Regions from separate parts of the Homo sapiens genome. Here region 2 is linked to region 1. Evidence: chromatin loops called from intact Hi-C (ENCODE). Cell type or tissue: mammary epithelial cell. All regions are shown on one strand. Each heading gives the region's core, and the rest is flanking DNA. Links, peaks and the distances in the headings are about the cores only.

Region 1 (5,489 bases), core at 285-5,284:
AGTCTCCTGAGTAGCTGGGACTACAGGTGCCAGCCACATTGCTTGCCTAATTAAACATAAGATTTTGTTTCTTTTTTTTTGAGACAGAGTTTCACTCTTGTTGCTCAGGCTGAAGTGCAATGGTGCGATCTCAGCTCACTGCAACCTCTGCTTCCCAGGTTCAAGCAATTCTCCTGCCTCAGCCTCCCAAGTAGCTGGGATTACATGCACCCACCACCACGCCCAGATAATTTTTGTATTTTTAGTAGAGAAGTGGTTTCACCATGTTGGCCAGGCTGGTCTTGAACTCCTGACCTCAGGTGATCCACCCGCCTAGGCCTCCCAAAGTGCTGGGATTACAGGAGTGAGCCACCTCACCCAGCCTTAAAAAAATTTTTTTTGGGGCCGGGCGAGGTGGCTCATGCCTGTAATCCCAGCACTTTGGGAGGCCGAGGCAGGCAGATCACCTGAGATTGGGAGTTCGATACCAGCCTGACCAACATGGAGAAACACCATCTCTACCAAAAATACAAAATTAGCTGGGCATGATGGCACATGCCTGTAATCCCAGCTACTAGGGAGGCTGAGGCAGGAGAATCGCTTGAACTCGGGAGGTGGAAGTTGCAGTGAGCCAAGATCACACCATTGCACTCCAGCCTGGGCAACAAGAGTGAAACTCCGTCTCAAAAAAAATAAAATAAAATAAAAAAATAAAAATCGTTTTTTTGTAGAGACGGGGTATCACTATGTTGCCCAGGCTGGTCTTGAACCCCTGGGCTCAAGGGACCCTCCTTCCTTGACCCCCCAAAGGGATTATAGGCATGAGCCACTGTGCCTAGCCTCAAGCTTATCTCTTCTCACTGCATAGGCCATCTACCTGGAATATTCTCTCCCCCTGCCTTGTCTTGAGTTCCTACTCATCTTTCAGGTCCCTATGTGACACTGCTTCCCTGGTGACCCTTCCTTGCTCTTCCAAGTCTGGGTTAGAAGCCCTTCACCTGCCCTAATAAAACCTTGTACTCCTACAATTGCTTGTTTGTTTGCTCTACCACTAGTCCATGGAGGACTATTTATTTTTAAAACAAAAAGTTAATATTTTATTTTTAAATGTATGATTTACAGGTGGTAATTATACGTATTTATGGGATGCAGCATGATGTTCCAATACATGTATACATTGTGTAATGATCAAATCATGGTAATTAGCATATCCATCACCTTAGACATTTATTGTTTGTTATCAGAACATTCAAAAACTGCTCTTCCAGGTATTTTGAAATATACAATGCATTATTATTAACTGTAATCCTCCTCCTATGCAGTAGAACTCCAGAGCTTATTCTTCCTCTCTATCTATAGCTTGGCACCTGTTGATCCATCTCTCATCACCCCCCTGCTCCTTTCCCTTCCCATTCTCTGGTAACCACTGTTCTATTCTCTACTTCTATGTGGATTCCACATGAGTGAGATCATGCAATATTTGTCTCTCTGTGCCTGGCTTATTTCACTCAACATAATGTCCCATGGAGAACTATTTCGGTCTGCTGGTCACTGCACTTTCAACACCTTGCTTATGGTAGGCACTCACCGAATTAAGTTTAGCCACCCTTCTTTCCTCTATACCAGAGATCAGCAAAACCACAGCTGGGGGGGTCCAGTCTGGCTCGCTGCATGTTTTTAGACAATCTCTCAGCTAGAATGGTTTTATATTTTAAAATGGTTGGGAGAAAATCCAAAGAAGAAAAATGTTTTGTGACACATGAAAATTATATGAAATTCAAATTTCGGTGTCCATAAATACAATTTTATTGGAACACAGCCGTCCTCATTTGTTTACACAGGGCCTATGGCTGCTTTCACGTTACAATGGCAGGGCTAAGTTGTTGCCACATCTGACCACCGAAGCTTAAAATGTTTTCCATCTGGCCTTTACCAGAGAAGGTTTGCTGACCCTCTCCTCTGTATCTACGGATGTCCCTTGTATACCACTGTGCTTGCACTACATCAAGACAGCGATTGTGGACTTGATACCATTTTACAACTTTTTGCTTTATTTTCAAGATTTCCTCGTGAATGCCAGAATGACACGATATTTGGTAGCAAAGCATGAGCTTCAAAGAGAGGTTTGCGTGGGTCTAGATCCTGGCTTTGCTAGTTCCTAGTTGTGTGACGTTGGGCAAATCACTTTTCCTATCTGTCTTAATTTCTTTGTCAGTAAAATAAAGATAATACCAGTAGGGCTGTTTTGTGAGTTGATGTGTTAATAAGTAGAATGCACTCTGAGCAGTATTCACGCATAGTGAACACTCTGAAATGCTAGCTATTCTCACTGCACACGATCGCTTCTAGGGGCTACCTGTACCGCCAGTGAACTGGAAACTCACCCCACTGCACTTTGCCTGACACCGAGTGGCCCAAGCTTTGGCGAGAGGCAGTGCTGCCACACAGTGGCTCTATATGGGGTGGCTTGGCACACTCTTCCTTTTTTTTTTTTAGGTGATTGCAAATCTATGGATGAGACCAAGGGAGAATTTTCACGCCATCATAGCATTTTATTCCTCACCTGACTGGGAGCAGCTCGAAGGGAAGGACATGTCTCCAAAGACATGAGGAGTATTCAACGTGGCATTCGAGGCGCAAGGAAAAACCTGCCTATCCCAAGATCTCAGCCCCATCAGCCAGCCAAGGGATCCACAATGACCCTTATGAAGTTTCATAAGGAAGCTAATTGCTTAAATGAGATTTGAGTCAAGAAGGATGACCTAGCAATAACCTCTATATATCTCATTATGCCGTAAGTAACCAATAGAGGTTCTAGAAAATGCCATCCAATAGAGGTTCTGGAAAAATGGGACAAGAGACAGGTTAGATTAGATGGAAGAAAAGGCCTTCCATCTAAGCAAGGCCTGGCATGTGGAATGCTAGTGGGGGCCCTCTGGACTGTGCTGGCAGGGCAGGTAAAGCAGCCAGGAGAGAATGTGAAAGTGGAAAGATGCCCCGGGGTGACGTGCCATCACTTAGATTTTATTTATTTATTTAGAGACGAAGTCTCCCTCTGTCACCCAGGCTGGAGTGCAGTGGCGCGATCTTGGCTCACTGCAACTTCTGCCTCCCAGGCTCAAGCGATTTTCTTGCCTCAGCCTCCCAAGTAGCTGGGACTACAGGTGTGTGCCACCATGCATAGCTAATTTTTGCACTTTTAGTAGAGACAGGGTTTCACCATGTTGGCCAGGCTGGTCTCGAACTTCTGACCTCAGGAGATCTGCCCAACTCAGCCTCCCAAAATGATGGGATTACAGGCGTGAGCCACTGCACCCAACCAGGTTATTTTCAGAATTAGAGATGAATCTTAAAAATCAAAATTTCCCCAGTGTCCCAGACACATTCAAAGCAAAATTACATAGAGGTTCGGCATCCCTAGTCTGAAAATCTGAGATCTGAAATGCTCCAAAATCCAAAACTTTTTGAGAGTTAATGTGGCACCATCAGTGGAAAATTCCACACCTGACTTCATGTGATGGGTCTCAGTCGAACAGCAGCCAAAACTTTGCTTCTTGGACACAATTATTTAAAATAGTGTATAAAATTATCTCCAGGCTATGTGCATAAGGTGTATATGAAATATAAATGAATTTCATGTTCAGACTTGGGTCCCATCCCCAAGACATCTCATTATGTATATGCAAATTTTCCAACCTAGAAAAAACTTGAAATTCAGAACACTTCTGGTCCCAAGCGTTTTGGATATGGGATACTCAACCTGTAGTTTCATTTTAATTATTTTGATGTAACTTAACTGAGCATCAAATTTTAAATTTTTTTTTTTTAATTAGAAAACTTAAATGGCTACATAAGAGGACAGTCCAGTGACAGACATGGAAAGAGGCTTAGAGGTCATCTCATTCATCACACCATTTTACAGAGGAAAGCAAAATGCCATCCAGAGAAGGAAAGTCACAAAGCCATCTAACCCCAGACCTGGGAGTAGCAGCTGATCACAGCGGGTCGGACACAAGAAGCTGCTTCCAAAAATCTTTCCTTCCATTTGTCCTACAGAGAAGACATCAGAAAACAAAATTTTATAAGCATGTCTCTAGCTCTAACTCACTATTCAACTAAAGGACAAATTAAATAGGGAATGAGATAACCTTAACTTCATGAGATTTGTTCTTATATGCAGTTTTCTACCCTGAGAAACCAATCTATGCTAAAGATAATATTTGTGCTTTTCAATGAGGCTGGTAAAATATTTGCACTTTGAAGCTCAGAGCGATAACATTTATTCATTCGGGTGAAACTTATCAGGATTAGGTAAATATAATCGAAGCAAAACAAAAATGATTTGGGAAACTTTGTGACCAAAACCAACAGGCGTATTCAGTACTCCTTTGAAGGTCACCTAATTCTAATAACATTTATATTTATAAATGTCCTCTAAGTCTTTTATCTTCTGCAAATAAATTATTTCTCACAATTACAGGTTAGTCCAATACATCAGCCTATTTTCAGAGTCCAGAGTTCTAACCATTACACGATGGAACCAGCCTATTTTCAAGCACATACTCAGTGTCTCCAGGATGAGGACACATTGTGGGGCTTTTCACAACTTCTCTCTCCCATCACCTGCCCCTCTCCTTCCATATTTAATATATTGTTGCATTTCTGTCAAATTAGCTGGAAGAGTAGTGTTTAATCAGGTGTACACACTGCCACAGTAACCTGGAAACTTCAAATTCTACCCCTAATCACTAATGTTGAAGACTTGCTAAAACAGGTTTTTTTGTTTGTTTGTTTTGCTTTTTGAGACGGAGTCTAGCTCTGTTGCCCAGGCTGGAGTGCTGTGGTGCAATTATCAGCTCACTGCAACCTCTGCCTCCTGGGTTCAAACAATTCTCCTGCCTCAGCCTCCCGAGTAGTTGGGATTACAGACATGTGCCACGATGCCCAGCTAATTGCTTGTATTTTTAGTAGAGATGGGGTTTCATCATGTTGGCCAGGCTGGTCTCAAACTCCTGACCTCAAGTGATCCTCCTGCCTCGGCCTCCCAAAGCGCTGGGATTACAGGCATGAGCCACCGCGCCCACCTAAAGTTTTAAAAATTGTGTAAATAACACCTACCATAAAATTTACCATCTGAACCACCTTTGAGTGTGCAATATAGTGTTAACTATATTGCATATTGTTGTATGACAGATGTCTAGAACTTTCTCACCTTTGCAAAGTTGAAACTTCATACCCATCAAAGAACAACTCTCCATTTCCTCTCCCCCCAACTCCTGGCAACCACATTCTGCTTTTTGTTTTCATGAGTTTGATTACTTTAAATACCCCATGTTCGTGAAATCATGCAATATTTTTCTTTTTGTGACTGGCTAATTTCACTTAGCATAATGTTTGCTAATCATCTTTGACATGCACTGGTCTACCCAACAAACATGAGCTGAGGGCCTAGTGCTGGCTAACATTGCCAGGAATAGCTGTCATACTAGAAAAATCTACTTGTAAAATGG
Region 2 (5,261 bases), core at 1-5,000, 210 kb before region 1:
GGCCGTGAAACTCCTAAATAATCCCTAAAAGTTAAAAGTGGCAGAAAATAAGAATAATCCCCAAATACTCGCACCGGTCTCACGAAGGCCCCGGCTGTCTACAAGGGCGCGCAAGCCGCAGGAATGACTGCGAGGTGTCGCCGGAAATGCAGCGGCGGGCGCTCTCCGTCCCGGTGGCGGGGCGAGGAGAGGGGAGCGGCTCTGTTGTGCCTGCGCAGTGTACCGGGAGAGGGGCGGTCAGAGAATGGGGACGGTGCGGGCGGGGCTTGAGCCGCCAAGTAGCAGCATGCGCCCTGCATTCAGCGGGTGGAGAGTGGGGCGGGGCATCGCGGCGAGCTCCTGAGTCCAGGGAACGCGGCGGGGAATCTCTGTGCTTCCCCTGTCCGCAGCGCCTGCAGGGCCGACCAGTATCAGTCCCAGGTCCAATCCTGAGTGGCCAAAAGCAGGAGACCCGGAGTTGGACCTGGGACTTGCACAAGCCGGACCACGTGAGCTCGGCCACGCCAGAGGTGAGGCCACCGCTGCGGGACCAGGGAATCTGAGGCTGGATTTTGAAGGACCCCATTAATAGAGGAACAAGTTACAGGGTATAAACCAGATGCAGGCCATCAGGGAGGAGTGTCACTCAAGCCCGATCTTGTCTACACCAGGAAGGGCCTGCCTGGAAGAAAATACGGGGGCTGCAGAATAATGTGGCTCAAAGCCAAATATCCGTTTGTTTTAGGGAGTGAGGCTGCTTGAGAAGCATCTTAAAGGGGGATGGGGAGTAAGTTAAACCTGATTTTTACCCAGCTCTGTGGACCCAAAATATCCACAGCATATTATCTCCATTCCCACTTGGAGTCACTCCTATTCCGTTTCCTGCACCACCATTCTCTTAGTTGCTCTACACTAAAATTTGCTGTCATCGTTGACTTCTCCCTCTCCATCCCCTACAAGTATCAACATACACAAATCTGACCAATATAATTGTCAGTGAATAAAGCGAATTCCAGCCAAGTTTTTTTTTTTTTTATGTGGAGTCTCACTCTATTGCCCAGGCTGGAGTGCAGCGTATGATCTTGTCTCACCACTACCTCTGACTCCCATGTTCAACTGATTCTCCTGCCTCAGCTGCCTGAGTAGCTGGGATTATAGGCCTGTACCACCACCCCTGGCTGCCAGGCTAATTTTTGTTATTTTTAGTGGAGATAGTGAGAGATCACAACGTGCCAGTGTGTTCAAAATTGATGGCTTCTTGGTCTGACTTGAGAAAGCTGCAGACCCTCGCGATGAGTGTTAGTTCTTAAAAGCAGTGTCTCTAGAGTTTTTCTTCCGATGTTTAGAAGTATTCAGGGAGTTTTTCTGCTGGTGGGTTTGCTGTCTCACTGGCTCAACGAGCAAAGCTACAGACCTCTGTGGTGGATGTTAAAGCTCTTAAGGCAGTGTGTCTGGAATTGTTTGTTCTTCCCGGTGGGATCGTGGTCTCCCTAGCTTTGGACTGGCTCAAGGAGCAAAGCTACAGACTTCTATAACGAATGTTAAAGCTCTTAAGGCAGTGCGTCTGGAATATGTTTGTTCTTTCCGGTGGGATCGTGGTCTTCGTAGCTTTGGGAGCAAAACTGCAAATCTTCGCAGTGAGCGTTACCACTTGTAAAGACAACACAGGACCTAAGCACCGAGCAACAGCAATATTTGTTGCAAAAAGAAAAAGAGAAAGAACAAAGCCTCCTCCACATAGAAGAAAACCCAAGTGCGTTACAACTACTGGCTTGGGCAGCCTGCTTTTATTCTCTTATCTGGCCCCACCCACATCCTGCTGATTGGTAGAGCCGAGTGGTCTGTTTTGACAGGGTGCTGATTGGTGCGTTTACAATCCCTGAGCTAGATACAAAAGTTCTCCACGTCCCCACCAGATTAGCTATAGAGTGTCCACACAAAGGTTCTCCAAGGTCCTGCCAGAGTAGCTAGATACAGAGTGTGGATTGGTGCATTCACAAACCCTGAGCTAGACACACGGTGCTGACTGGTGTGTTTACAAACCTTGAGCTAGATACAGAGTGCCGATTGGTGTATTTACAATCCCTAAGCTAGACATAAAGGTTCTCCACGGTCCCCACCAGAGTAGCTAGATACAGTGTCCATTGGTGCATTCACAAACCCTGAGCCAGACACAGGGGGCTGATTGGTGTGTTTACAAACCTTGAGCTAGATATAGAGTGCCAATTGGTGTATTTACAATCCCTGAGCTAAACATAAAGGTTCTCCACCTCCCCACCAGACTTAACCCAGCTGGCTTCACCCAGTGGATCCCACACCAGGGCTGCAGGTGGAGCTGCCTTCCAGTCCTGCGCCCTGCGCCCACACTTCTCAGCTCTTGGGTGGTTGATGGGACTGGGCCCTGTGGAGCAGGGGGTGGTGCTCATCAGGGAGGCTCGGGCCCTACAGGAGCCCACGGAGGTGGTGGGAGGCTCAGGCATGGCGGGCTGCAGGTTCCGAGCCCTGCCCCGTCGGAAGGCAGCTAAGGCCCCGCGAGAAATCCAACGCAGCGCCGGTGGGCTGGCACTGCTGGGGGACCCAGTACACCCTCTGCAGCCGCTGGCCTGGGTGCCAAGCCCCTCATTGCCCAGGGCCGGCCGGCCGGCTGCTCCGAGTGCGGGGCCCGCCAAGCCCACGCCCACCCGGAACTCCAACTGGCGCGGAAGCGCCGCGCGCAGCCCTGGTTTCCGCTCGCGCCTCTTCCTCCACACCTCCCTGCAAGCTGAGGGAGCCAGCTCTGGCCTTGGCCAGCCCAGAAAGGGGTTCCCACAGTGCAGCGGTGGGCTAAAGGGCTCAAGTGCCTCCAAAGTGGGAGCCCAGGAAGAGGAGGCGCCGAGAGCGAGGGCTCTGAGGACTGCCAGCACGTCGTCACCTCTCACTAGCAGCCTTCGCTTGCTCTCGGTGCCTCCTTAGCATCGGCCAGGCTCGAGGAGCCCTTCAGCCCGCCGCTGCGCTGTGCGGGGCCCTCCCTGGGGCTGGCCGAGACCGGAGCCGGCTCCATCTGCTCGTGGGGAGGCGTGGAGGGAGAGGCGCAGGCGGGGACTGGGGCTGCGCTGCCCCGGGTTCCAGGTGGGCGCAGGCTCGGTGGGCCCCGCACTTGGCGCGACCTGCCGGCCCCTGCTGGGCTTGATCGGAGGCTGGGTCCAGTGCGTGGACCGCCGTTCCCTCTTGGCGGGGTCGTTGGCCACGATGGCGGGTCTCTGTCTCTCTCCTCCTCTTTTCCTCTTGGTTGTGTGGGAGGAGCTCCCGGAGTGCCCAGGCTAGTTGCCAAAAAGTCCCACCCAACTCCCAGCGAGAGGTGAAGCCCGCTGGGCTTCTGGGACGGGTGGGGACTTGGAAAACTTTTGTGTCTAGCTAAAGGATTGTAAATGCACCAGTCAGCAGTTTTTTGTCTAGCTAAAGGTTTGTAAACGCACCAATCAGCGCTCTGTGTCTAGCTAATCTGGTCAGGACTTGGAGAACTTTTGTATCTAGCCAAAGGATTGTAAACGCACCAATCAGCACTCTGTGTCTAGCTAAAGGTTTGCAAATGCACCAATCGGCACTCTGTAAAATGGACCAATCAGCTGGATGTGGGTGTGGCCAGATTAGGGAATAAAAACTGGCCACCCACAGCCAGTAGGGGAAACGTGCTTGGGTGTTTTCTTGGGCTGACAGAGCTTTGTTCTTTTGCTTTTTGCAATAAATGTTGGTGCTGATAGTTCTTTAGATCCGTGCAATGTTTATGAGTTTTAATACTCACCGTGATAAGGCTACAGTTTTGCTTCTGAAGCTAGTGAGACCACAAACCCACTGAAAGCAGATGAAAAACTGGATGTGCCACCTTTATGAACTGTAGCACTGACTGCAGAGGTTGGTGGTTTTATTGCTGAGGCTAGCAGAGAGCACAAACCCACCAGAAAGAACAAGTAACTGCAGATGTGCCACCTCTAAGAGGTGTAACACTCACTGCAAAGGCCTGCAGCTTCATTCCTGAAATCAGTGAGACCGTGAACCCACCAGTAGGAAGAAACTAGATAATGTCTGAATGTCGGAAGGAACAAACTTTGGACCCACCATCTTTAACAGTTGTAACATTCAATCATGAGGGTCTGTGGCTTTATTCTTGAAGTCAGCAAGACGAACCCACAAAGTCCAGACACAATGGGGTTTCACCATGTTGGCCCAGCTGGTCTCAAACTCTTAATCTCATCTGCCCACCTCAGTCTCCCAAAGTGCTGGGATTAGAGGCATGAGCTGCTTTGCTGGCCTTTGTAGCATGGTTTTTGCTTTTTTTTTTTTTTTTGAGATGGAGTTTTGCTGTTGTAGAAAGTAGAAAAGCTTCTCTTCAAACCTTGTCTTGGTTTAAAAATAGACACCAGGAATAATCACATCTTACTCCAAAGCCTGCTATCAACTGTTAGTTCTTACGATTTAGCCCAGTTAGTTGCTTTGGCTTATTCAGGCATGTCTGGACAGGCCCAAGCAAGTCTCAGCTCATATTTTATGCCCCTTCCTTATTTGGAAATGTTATTATTTCCTTAAACCTTTCATAAGCAACTTAGTCTCCTTTATCCTCCCTTGCACCTAACTATTTAGGAAAGTTTCAGGTTGTTAGCAAATTGGAAATTTAAGACCGAGGTCCAGCACCAGTCAATGCATGCAGGACACAGCAGTAAGGAGGACCCAAATGTGTAAACCCTCTGCTTTTCCTTTGTTCAAGTGTGCTATTGCCGTTGTTCCATCTGTGAGAAGCACCCTTTCTGCAGGAAGTGAAAATGGCCTTGCTGAGAGAATTAAATTTATGTTTGAGTGCTATTTTGTGGTGCTGGGGAACAAGCATTTCTAACAGTTGCCCAGGCTGGAGTGCAGTGGCATGATCTCAGCTCACTGCAACCTTTGCCTCTCAGGTTCAAGTGATTTTCCTGCTCAGCCTCCTGAGCGGCTGAGATTACAGATGTGTGGCACCATGCCTGGCTATTTTTTGTGTTTTTAGTAGAGACAGTGGTTCACCATGTTGGCCAGGCTGGTCCCACACTCCCAGCCTCAAGCAATCTGCCTGCCTGGGCCTCCCACAAGTGTCGGGATTACAGGTGTGAGCCACCATGCCCGGTCGCGGCGTATATTCTTAAAGACAAACTTTCCACTTGTGGCAGCACCTACCTTGCAGATAGCAAAATTGAAGCCCTTGTTTATCACAGCTGATTCTAACCAGCCAACGCTGATAATGACTAAGAACTTGCAGGAATTGCAGTATGCCAGAC

What was found. Hi-C counts contacts between places; a loop is a spot of excess contacts. Peaks named below come from ENCODE experiments on the same cell type or tissue, not always from the same donor. Only the 100,000 strongest peaks of a DNase experiment are listed, where the experiment ranks them.
Region 2: a loop joins it to region 1, with 14 times the contacts of the local background. A loop is called at or near these places in 8 of 110 quality-filtered maps.

What each region holds. Positions count from the first base shown.
Region 1 is chr6:10,507,627-10,513,115 of GRCh38, reverse strand. It overlaps LOC101928146 (a long non-coding RNA gene), which reads left to right. Exons shown (of 3, transcript XR_001743961.2): 2 at 2,476-2,773; 3 at 3,813-4,456. Among named protein-coding and RNA genes, the nearest start is that of GCNT2, 11 kb to the left of the region's middle. In mammary epithelial cell, for the core only: a CTCF peak has its summit at 2,423; no DNase peak of the experiment used is centred there.
Region 2 is chr6:10,718,055-10,723,315 of GRCh38, reverse strand. TMEM14C (transmembrane protein 14C) reads right to left here and starts at 246. Exons shown (of 6, transcript NM_016462.4): 1 at 75-246. RefSeq lists an enhancer at 1-246 and silencers at 186-315, 2,560-2,699, 3,030-3,189. In mammary epithelial cell, for the core only: a CTCF peak has its summit at 2,293 (motif pointing right); a DNase peak (open chromatin) is centred at 315; H3K4me3 peaks cover 2,120 bases; H3K27ac peaks cover 864 bases.